Regions from separate parts of the Homo sapiens genome. Here region 2 is linked to region 1. The links are chromatin contacts, found by Hi-C or POLR2A ChIA-PET in ENCODE. All regions are on one chromosome and are shown on one strand. The core of a region is the stretch at or near the end of the contact, and the rest is flanking DNA. Distances in the headings are between cores, read along the strand shown. Region 1 holds the start of SS18L1 (SS18L1 subunit of BAF chromatin remodeling complex). Region 2 holds the start of PPDPF (pancreatic progenitor cell differentiation and proliferation factor).

Region 1 (3,812 bases), core at 1,313-3,812:
TAACTGTGCTCAGACACTATGAGAGGCTGGGGATCAGCAAAGAATAATCAGTCACATGCCAAACTCAGGAGCTCAAGCAAGTGCTACAAGGGCCACATGACTGCCGACGGAGCATGAGACGCGGAACACGTGAGTGAGGCTTTGAAGGTTGAGTAGAAGTTGGCCTGGAAGATCTCCACCCACACAGAATGCTGTAAGGACAAGGTGTAGACCTCTTTCTCCTTCACTACCAAGCAGAATGCTGTAAGGACAAGTTGTAGACCTCCTTCTCCTTCACTACCACGCAGAATGCTGTAAGGACAAGTTGTAGACCTCTTTCTCCTTCGCTACCACGCAGAATGCTGTAAGGACAAGTTGTAGACTTCCTTCTCCTTCACTACCACGCAGGCTTCAGAGGGGTCCCTGGCTTCTCTTAAAGCTCTCGGCATGACACTACCAGCACACACTGTGGACACAGCACACGTCTGAGGCATAGAACATACACCTCTCACACCTTTCTCAGCCTTCTCACACCTCCCAGTAAAAGATCCCTGGGTACATATATTCACCGTCAAAACACCAAGCCCAATACGCAGACTGCTGGCCCTACCAAGCCAAGTCAGCAGCCTAAACTGAAGGCCTATTTCCAATGGTCAGCAGGCTGAGTTTCTGCCCAGGGACCCACGGTCCACAGGTGCATTTCTTCCTTTCTGATCTGATGTTCGGGGCAGCACCTCAATACACACTTTTACCTGGAGAATTTGGGGAGCTTCAATGGAACTGTGTGCGAAGTGCAAATAATGGGATAAACGTTGCAGCCAAAGGTAGCTTCAGGAACAATGACTGTTAAGCTCCAAAAAACCAGAGTGCCAGGAGATGCTCTGGGTTCCAACATTTGCCTCTGAGCCTAGAGCTTGACCTCCGCCTGGCCAAATGTTCCCAGATCAAGGGGCACCAACAGAGCAGACCCTGGAGCCACCGTATGGGATCGACACCTGGCTGTGCCACTTACCAGCAAGGCATTTAGCCCCCCTAGGCCTCAGTGTCCACTTACCAGCAAGGCACGGCCTCCCTAGGCCGCAGCCTCTTTAGCTATTAAACGGGATGCCAGTAGCTTCTATGAAGAATTGGATGAATCAAGATTTATAAAACCCCTAGAACAGTGTCTGGGATACGGTAAGCGCCACATAAGTGTTTACTAAGTAAATTAAAATGCCACACTTGTAAATCTGTATTTCTGCTATTCTCAATCTCTCCTGTTCAGAGTTGGCCAAGGTTCTCATTTGTTAAGACCATCAAATTTCTAAAACTAGCAACAGCAAAGGTAGTCTCAAAATAGGCGATAGATTTAGGACAACTTCCACAGGAGACTGGCACGTCATCAAGGAATAACAGCCTCAGTCAAGGTCAAGGTGAACCCCCTTAGGGAGACAAGCGGCTCCTGGGAACCTAGGAATACCACTGTTTATCCCTGCAATCCCACCAGGGTGAAGACGGAGTCAGAGTTTAGGAAAAAAAACCAATGTCATTCCAACAGATGTTGTGACAACTGAAACGGGTATGGCTAATGCTGATTTTCTTCCGAATCTGTCTTCTACAGAAAAAACAGCAGAAAATACAAAGTCTCAATTTCAAAACTTAGGGCTTTGGATAACGGTGTCCCAAACCCACATAAACGCTGTCTCTTGAAAACCACAAGGCCGAACTTACGGAGCTAGAAGAAAGGTTGTGGAGCAAATCCGTCAAGTTTGTTAGGCGAGGCGGCTGGCGAGGGTGTCACGCTGAAACCCGGCGTAGCCGCGAGGATACGGAGGGGGCGGTGCGCTCCCTACGGGGCCGGGCTGCGTAACGATGCCCCGCAAATGGGGATCGGGACGCGTCCTTCCGTGCCTCCATCGTTCGCGCCTCGCTCCAGGAGCAAGAGGGGCAGCCCCGGCCACAGTCCCCGCGGTCGCAAGTGCGCCCGGAGGCCGACCCGGGCCCCTCACCACTAACCAAAATGAGCGCAGAAAACGAGTACCGCCCGCCGTCGCCACCGAAGCTGGCTGCGGAGCGCGACAAGCCCTCGCCGCGGCTCCGGCCCCGAGGGGTCCCCGTGCGCCCGGCATAGCCCAGGACAGTTCCCAGCGCGCGCCGCGGACTCGGGGGACAGCGCGCTCGGGGGCCGGCAGCCTCCAGCGTCCGCCCGGCCCCCACCGCCCAGTGCCCCGGCCCGAGGGACCCGCGCGCCCCAACAAAGTTGGCGCAGGCTCTCCGGGGACCGCCCCCCACACGGCCGGGTGCCCGCCGGCGCGCAGGCGTGGGACGCGGGGAAGGGCACGGGGCCGCCGTCGGGGCTCGCGGCCGCCCGGCTGCGCCCCGGCTTTGTTCGCGCCCCGCGCCCGCCAGCTGCCCGCGCCCCGTCCCCGCGCGCGCCCGCCCGCAGACCCGCCGCCCAGCGCCGCCGCTCCGGCCCGGCCCACCTTCTGGATGGTTTGCTGCGTAACCTCCCCTTTGCCTCTTGGCCGGGCAGACGCGAAGGCCACGGACATGGTGGCGGCGCGGGGCTCAGCCCGTGGTCATCGAGGTGGATACTCCGGCTGCGCTGGGCGGCCCGAGGCGCTCATTATCCGCAGTCGCGGAGGGGGGGAAGGGGGCGGGAGCGCGGGGGGCGCCGCGTCGTGGGCTCGTCCGCCCCGTCGCCGTCGCCGCGCCTCCGGGCCCGCGGCGCCGCCGCTCCGCCCTGCAGAACGGTCTGCGGCCCAGTGCCGAACGGTGGCCCCCGGCGACCCCCTCGCACCCAGCGCCCGGCCCTCGCCGGAGCACCGCCTCCCACCCCCGGCCACCGGTGGTTCGGCCTGACCCCGCCCCGGCGCGCGCCATCACGTCCGCCCGACGCCGCCTGACGCTGCCCGTCGCCGCCTGACGCCGCCCGTCGCCGGCAGCGCAGGACACGGCGCCGAGGGTGGGGCGCGGGCGTAGTGGCGCCGGGAGTCGCGGGTGCGCGCGGGCCGTGAGTGTGCGCTTTTGAGAGTCGCGGCGGAAGGAGCCCGGCCGCCGCCCGCCGGCATGAGCTACGACCGCGCCATCACCGTCTTCTCGCCCGACGGCCACCTCTTCCAAGTGGAGTACGCGCAGGAGGCCGTCAAGAAGGGCTCGACCGCGGTGAGGCGGCGGGGCCTGCGCGGGGCCGGGGACGCGGGCGGAAGTGGGGCTGGGGAGCCCAGAGAGGGCCGGGGCCGGGCGCGGCGCTGTGGGCGCCCGCGGGCGTGCGCGGGGCAGCGGCGCGGGCGGTCAGGGCTGTAGCTGAGCGCGGGCCCCGCTGCCGGTCTCCACGAGTGCCTGCAGAGGCGGCGTTTGGCGTGAGCCGCGAGCGCTCGTTCTCCCCACTCAGCGCCTCGCTTGGGGCCCGGCCTCGCGTGGGGCCCCGGGCACGGGGGCCGTGACGACGCCATCTTGAGCACCCCTGGCCCCGGCCGGGCGCGTGGGTCGCGCCGCCGCCCCGGCGAGCAGAGGCCGGGCGAGGGCCGCTCTGGGCCGCGGAGCGCGGGGGGTAGGCCGTGCGCTCGCTGGGGGGCTGTTCACGCAGCCGGGTGGCTGGGGAGCGAACTACTCAAACCCCCCTTATGGGGACCCCCACCCGCTCCGGGGCAACACTTATTCTCTAGGCCCAGGTGGGCTTCGAGAACAAAGCGGCTCGCTGGCCTGGCCGGTGGCGGGCGCCTCCCAGGTCTCCGCACTCTGCCGGGAGGAGCCTTCCCGGGGCCGGGCTGCAGCCGCCCGGGTCAGGACTGGTTTGGACGCGGCCGTTTCGTTTTGACGAGGGCTCGTGTACATTGACCTTAGTGACATTG
Region 2 (4,338 bases), core at 857-3,356, 1.4 Mb before region 1:
CAACAGAACTGAGTCAATCCCTGTAGGCTCCTGGCAGAGGTGTGGGGACACCACCCACCTTGGTTATGAAGGAGTCTACTAAGCTCACAGCCCATGCACTCCTGTGTGTGGACCCCCATCCCTGCCAGCCTGCAGCACTCCCGGACTCCAACACTCCATGCCTATACCAGGCCAGAATGATGCAGCCACCCTCACTTTAAGCTGGGCTGCCTGTGGCAGGAAGACCCCTCCACGGTGCCTGCAGCCCCTACCCCTCAGCCTGTCTTGGGGCAACACCCCTATGGGAGGCCCTTGGGAGACACCTACCAGCAGGAACCAGGTCCCTCCAGAGTGAGGGCTTCCCAGCTCACAGCCAGAGGCTACTCCCCGCCCCGCAGGCCCTCGGGTAAGGGGCCTGAATCCCTCAGAGGACCAGCCCTCCCTGCTCCCTTTCCCCCCGCTAAAGGTGGCACGGGGGCCCACCTCAGTGGCTGCCCTGGGTCCTGCTTGTCCAGCTCCAGGACTGCCTGCTGTCCAAGGCTCTCCAGAAGCAGCAGTGAACCCCACCCTTATCAGCCCCAGCAACAGCCTCACAGCGTGAGGAGGCCCAGAAAGGCCTGGGAGCAGGGCCAGCCCCCACAAGGCAGTGAGGTCGGGAGGGATTCAGCCATTTCTCACACTCAAATGGAACCTCGGGCCACACAGCTCAGGCACACACCATCGGGGCTACTGGCTGCTTGGAGTTTATTTTCCGCTTGGTGCCAGGTGCACAGTTCCAGGTGTCAGGAAAGCTAGCGAGTGCTGGGGCCGGGCGGTAGAGAGCGGGGCTCTCACTGGTTTTTGGTGTCTGCTGTGTTGATGCGAAGGTCTGCTTGCTGCAGCCGCCTAGTTTACAGGGTGGGGGGTGGGAGGTGGGGAGGGGGGCGAGGGATGCGGAGTGGGGAGAGGGGCGGGGAGGGGCTCTGGTGGACTAGCGCCTCCGCAGGCCTGGGGCTGGTGGTAACCGCTCAGGTCAGGACGGGGGCCCAGCGCTGGCTGTGCTGGACTGACCGCCGGGCTGCTTCCTCGGGGCGTCCCGAGCCAGGCCACAGGCGGTCATGCTGCTGGAGGCCTGGGGAGGTTCCGAGTGCTCTGCGGACTCCAACACCGTGGCCATGAACGGGAGGGTGGACTTCCCGAAAAAGAAGCTGGCCCACCAATGACCCGGGTCAGCCTTGGGGAGACCTGAGAGAAGCGAAGTGGGGTCTTGATGCTGCCAGCTCCTGGAGGAGCGGGGGGAGAAAGGGGCGATCCTGCACTCACCTGGGGGGTGGGGAATGGCTTCCCCGGGGCACTCGGTACTGCTGCAGGAGCTGTTGCTGGAAGTGGAACCCAGGCGGCCTGGAGAGGAGAGGTCCCGTCAGCAACGCGGGGCGCGGAGCCCCCCAGCCCACCGGCCTTCAGGCCGAGCGCTGGTTCCGCAGCCTGCACGGGGCCGGCACTGGCGCCAGCAGAGCATCCGCGTGGATGGGGGGCAGGGGCTACTCACGCCGGTAGTAGTCGTGGGTGGCCACGAGCGAGCCGCTGGAGGGGATGGCCGCCATGCTTTAGCTTGCTGGCTGGTGGGATCTGCGCATGGGGGTGGAGGAGCCCCTCGGGTCAGCGGCCTTCCGTCATGAAGGGCGCTCCCCAGCGGGTGGAGCCGCCGCGCTGGGTTATTTACCGAGGCGGGGCTCCCCAGCTCCCGGCACCGCCTTCGCCGCGCGGGGCGCGGGCGGCTCCAACCAGCCCAAACCGGCCGAGCGGGTGGAACAAAGGCGCTTTGTGCGCGGGGCCCCGGCCCAGACGTCGGGAACCTGGTGGGCGCCGTCCCAACCCGCCCGACCCGAGAGGAGCCCGCCGGGGACCCCGAGCCCAGCGCTCGCCAGGCGGAGAGGAGAGGAGCCCCCGGCCCAGCCCCGCCCCTCGCCCCCCGCCCCTCGGGCCTGCTCGTCCCACCCGCGCGCGGCGCCCCTCACCTGGGCGGCGACCCCTCGCGGGCCTCGGCGCACGATCACGGGTGGCGGGGACGGGGGCGCTAGGCCACGGAGCCCATTTGCAGAGAAGACCGCGGGAAGCCGCGCCACGACAGAGAGGCGCGCGCGGGGTGCGCACGCGCGGACGCGCCCACTTATATGCGCGGGGGCCGCGGCGCGTCACGGAGGGCGGGGCGCACAGGCTCCTCCCCGGGCCCCACCCGGCCCCGCCCCTTTCCTGGCCCCGGCGAGGCCGCGCCCCCAGCTTCCACCTCGGTGCGACTCTCGCCGTCTGGCTTGGGCTGAGCCCAGCCCTGCGGCGTTCGTCTTGGGGCGGCCCGGCCGGTCCTGGGTCTGCAGGGGTTAAAAGGCCCCGCGCCCGGGTCCGGGAGCCCAGCCCCCGCCCCTCTCCCGGGCCCAGGCCCCCGTCTCGGACGCGTCTCGGAGCCCCGCCTGGTCCAGCCCGCCCGTCCTCTTCAGCCCTTGTGGAGGCGACGGGGGCGCCGGGCGGGCCAAAAAGTGCTACGTGCGCGGAGCCCTCCGGCCCGGCCTCCAGGGACTTCGCAGCCAGAGGAACCTGGATCTCTCCCGAGTCCCCCTCACAGCTCTGGCAGCTCCGGAACCTGCACCCCGGTTGCCCAGCCCCAGGACGCGCCTGCTGCCCGCAGGGGGCGGTGAAAGGGTGGGCGGATGGCGGGGCAGTGGGAGGCGGGGCCCAGTCGGAGAGCGGGGCGGATTTGGGCGGGTGAGGTGAGTCTCCAGTCGCCGGAGGCAGAGGCTGGGCCCCACTGCTCGGAGACCCCATGTTTGGGGAGCCCAGAGCGTTCCCGGCAGGGCCCTGGGGCCCGGGGGACGGCCCGCCATGCCAATCAGGAGGGGGCGCGTTTTCCCTTCCCAGGCAGAAAGGCGTCCTCCCTCTCCTCCTCCCCCCAGCGCAGAATCCTCCCCACACCTCCCTCGGCCCCGCAGGGGAAATCGGCCTGCCCCTACGGAAATCCCGTTTCTTTATACACCCGGTCCTGGCTGGGCGGTGTCTTCCCCGTGGAAGAGAGGGTCCGGGAGGTCCGTGGGGCGGAACAGTCCGAGGGCTTCGGGAGTCAGCCCGGGTGGATTTGTTTCGTGGCTCTCGTTGCTGGCTGGGACGGCCGTGTGCCCGTGTTGTTCCGGAGATCGAGGCCAACGGATGCCGTACTCTGTCCTCGCCGGGTGCTCAGTGAGGACCCACAGCTGGGCAGGGACCCTGGGAGGCCCCTGAGCAAGACTTGGAGGGACGCCCTTGTGCCCCCTGAGCACGTGGGGAAGGCGCTGTCCTGGGCCCTGCACCGCTCTGTGTGTTCATTGCACGAGTGTGGTAAGCACCTACTATGTGCACATGGCCGAGCCAAGCGCAGGGAACGGTAAACCAAGGGAGAACGGCCTTCCCGTGGGGAGCAGTGCAGAGGCTGGCGGGGGCGGGTGGTGGGGAGAGCTCAGGTTTCAGCTGAGGTCTAAGGACGGAGGGCAGGGAACCGCCTGAGCCCCACCTGGGAGGGGGAGCTCGGTGCCGGAGAGCAGTGCCAGGACCTGCGATGGGAGAGGTGTGCAGCCCCGAGGGGTCACTGATGAGGCAGACGGGTCAGTTGGGTTGACACTCAGAGGGTCCTCAGGGGCAGACGCTGAGACGGGGTTTGGGGTTTGGGGTGCAGAGTGAGTACTGGTGATCAGCACCTGGGAAGGGGTGGGGAGGGTGCAGGGCCGGGCAGGGACTGTAGGGGCGGCCTGCGTTGGGCTTGGCTGGCACAGCCTTTGTGGCTTGCTTGGACCCATATGCAGCCGCCCAGGGACGGGAGACCCTGGTGAGGTGTCTGTGGTCCAGGCCCACCCTGAAGGAGCCGTGGGGCCGACTGCCGACCACGCCTGACAGCACGGCCTTCCAGGTCACCCGCTTCCCTCTAGGCTGGCCTGACCCAGCTCACCTCATTCTCAACCTCACCAGTCAACACCGGTCAACATCAGTCACAGAGCGTCTGAAAGGAGGAATTTTCATTTTCCTTTAAAGTGAAAAGGTAAAAACTGCATTTACTAAACCAGGCCGGTGGGGGCTCTGTGAGCCCCTCTGCACAGGAAGCCTCAGAGACGCTGCATGGTGTTCCCGGGGCATCCTGGCCAAGGTGGGAGAACGCAGCCTCCGTGAGGACCCGCGGGATGCCCTCGGGGGCCGCCTCCTGGTTCTCGTCTCCTCTGAAGTGCAGACGACGCTGGCCCACATCCTTGTCGGGCAGAGGGGCTGCCGACTGGCCCCTGGCCATGGCTCTTGCTGGGAGCCGTGTGGCCTGGGCTTGGACCCACATCCACCTCTTGCTGGCTGCCTGCTCTTGCCAGTGGC

Evidence for each region. A loop is a pair of places that touch in the nucleus more often than their neighbours do. ChIA-PET counts read pairs that join two places held with the same protein, here RNA polymerase II (POLR2A). Pooled maps may share reads with other maps.
Region 2: a pooled map shows a loop between it and region 1 (8-fold over the local background). The contact joins the promoter of PPDPF here to the promoter of SS18L1 in region 1. A Hi-C loop is called at or near these places in 1 of 50 pooled maps. POLR2A ChIA-PET finds 5 or more read pairs at or near these places in 2 of 52 experiments (MCF 10A and naive thymus-derived CD4-positive, alpha-beta T cell).

What each region holds. Positions count from the first base shown.
Region 1 is chr20:62,142,519-62,146,330 of GRCh38, reverse strand. SS18L1 (SS18L1 subunit of BAF chromatin remodeling complex) reads right to left here and starts at 2,562. Exons shown (of 11, transcript NM_198935.3): 1 at 2,442-2,562. The coding sequence starts at 2,510. It overlaps PSMA7 (proteasome 20S subunit alpha 7), which reads left to right and starts at 2,937. Exons shown (of 7, transcript NM_002792.4): 1 at 2,937-3,123. The coding sequence starts at 3,028. RefSeq lists silencers at 2,086-2,135, 2,166-2,225, 2,346-3,055, 3,096-3,735.
Region 2 is chr20:63,518,533-63,522,870 of GRCh38, reverse strand. PPDPF (pancreatic progenitor cell differentiation and proliferation factor) reads right to left here and starts at 2,106. Exons shown (of 4, transcript NM_024299.4): 1 at 1,977-2,106; 2 at 1,508-1,587; 3 at 1,282-1,359; 4 at 665-1,203. The coding sequence starts at 1,562. The coding sequence ends at 992. It overlaps LOC102723814 (a long non-coding RNA gene), which reads left to right and starts at 2,198. Exons shown (of 2, transcript XR_430332.4): 1 at 2,198-4,338. RefSeq lists silencers at 1,654-1,853, 1,964-2,513, 2,574-2,823 and enhancers at 2,096-2,972, 2,973-3,849, 3,850-4,338.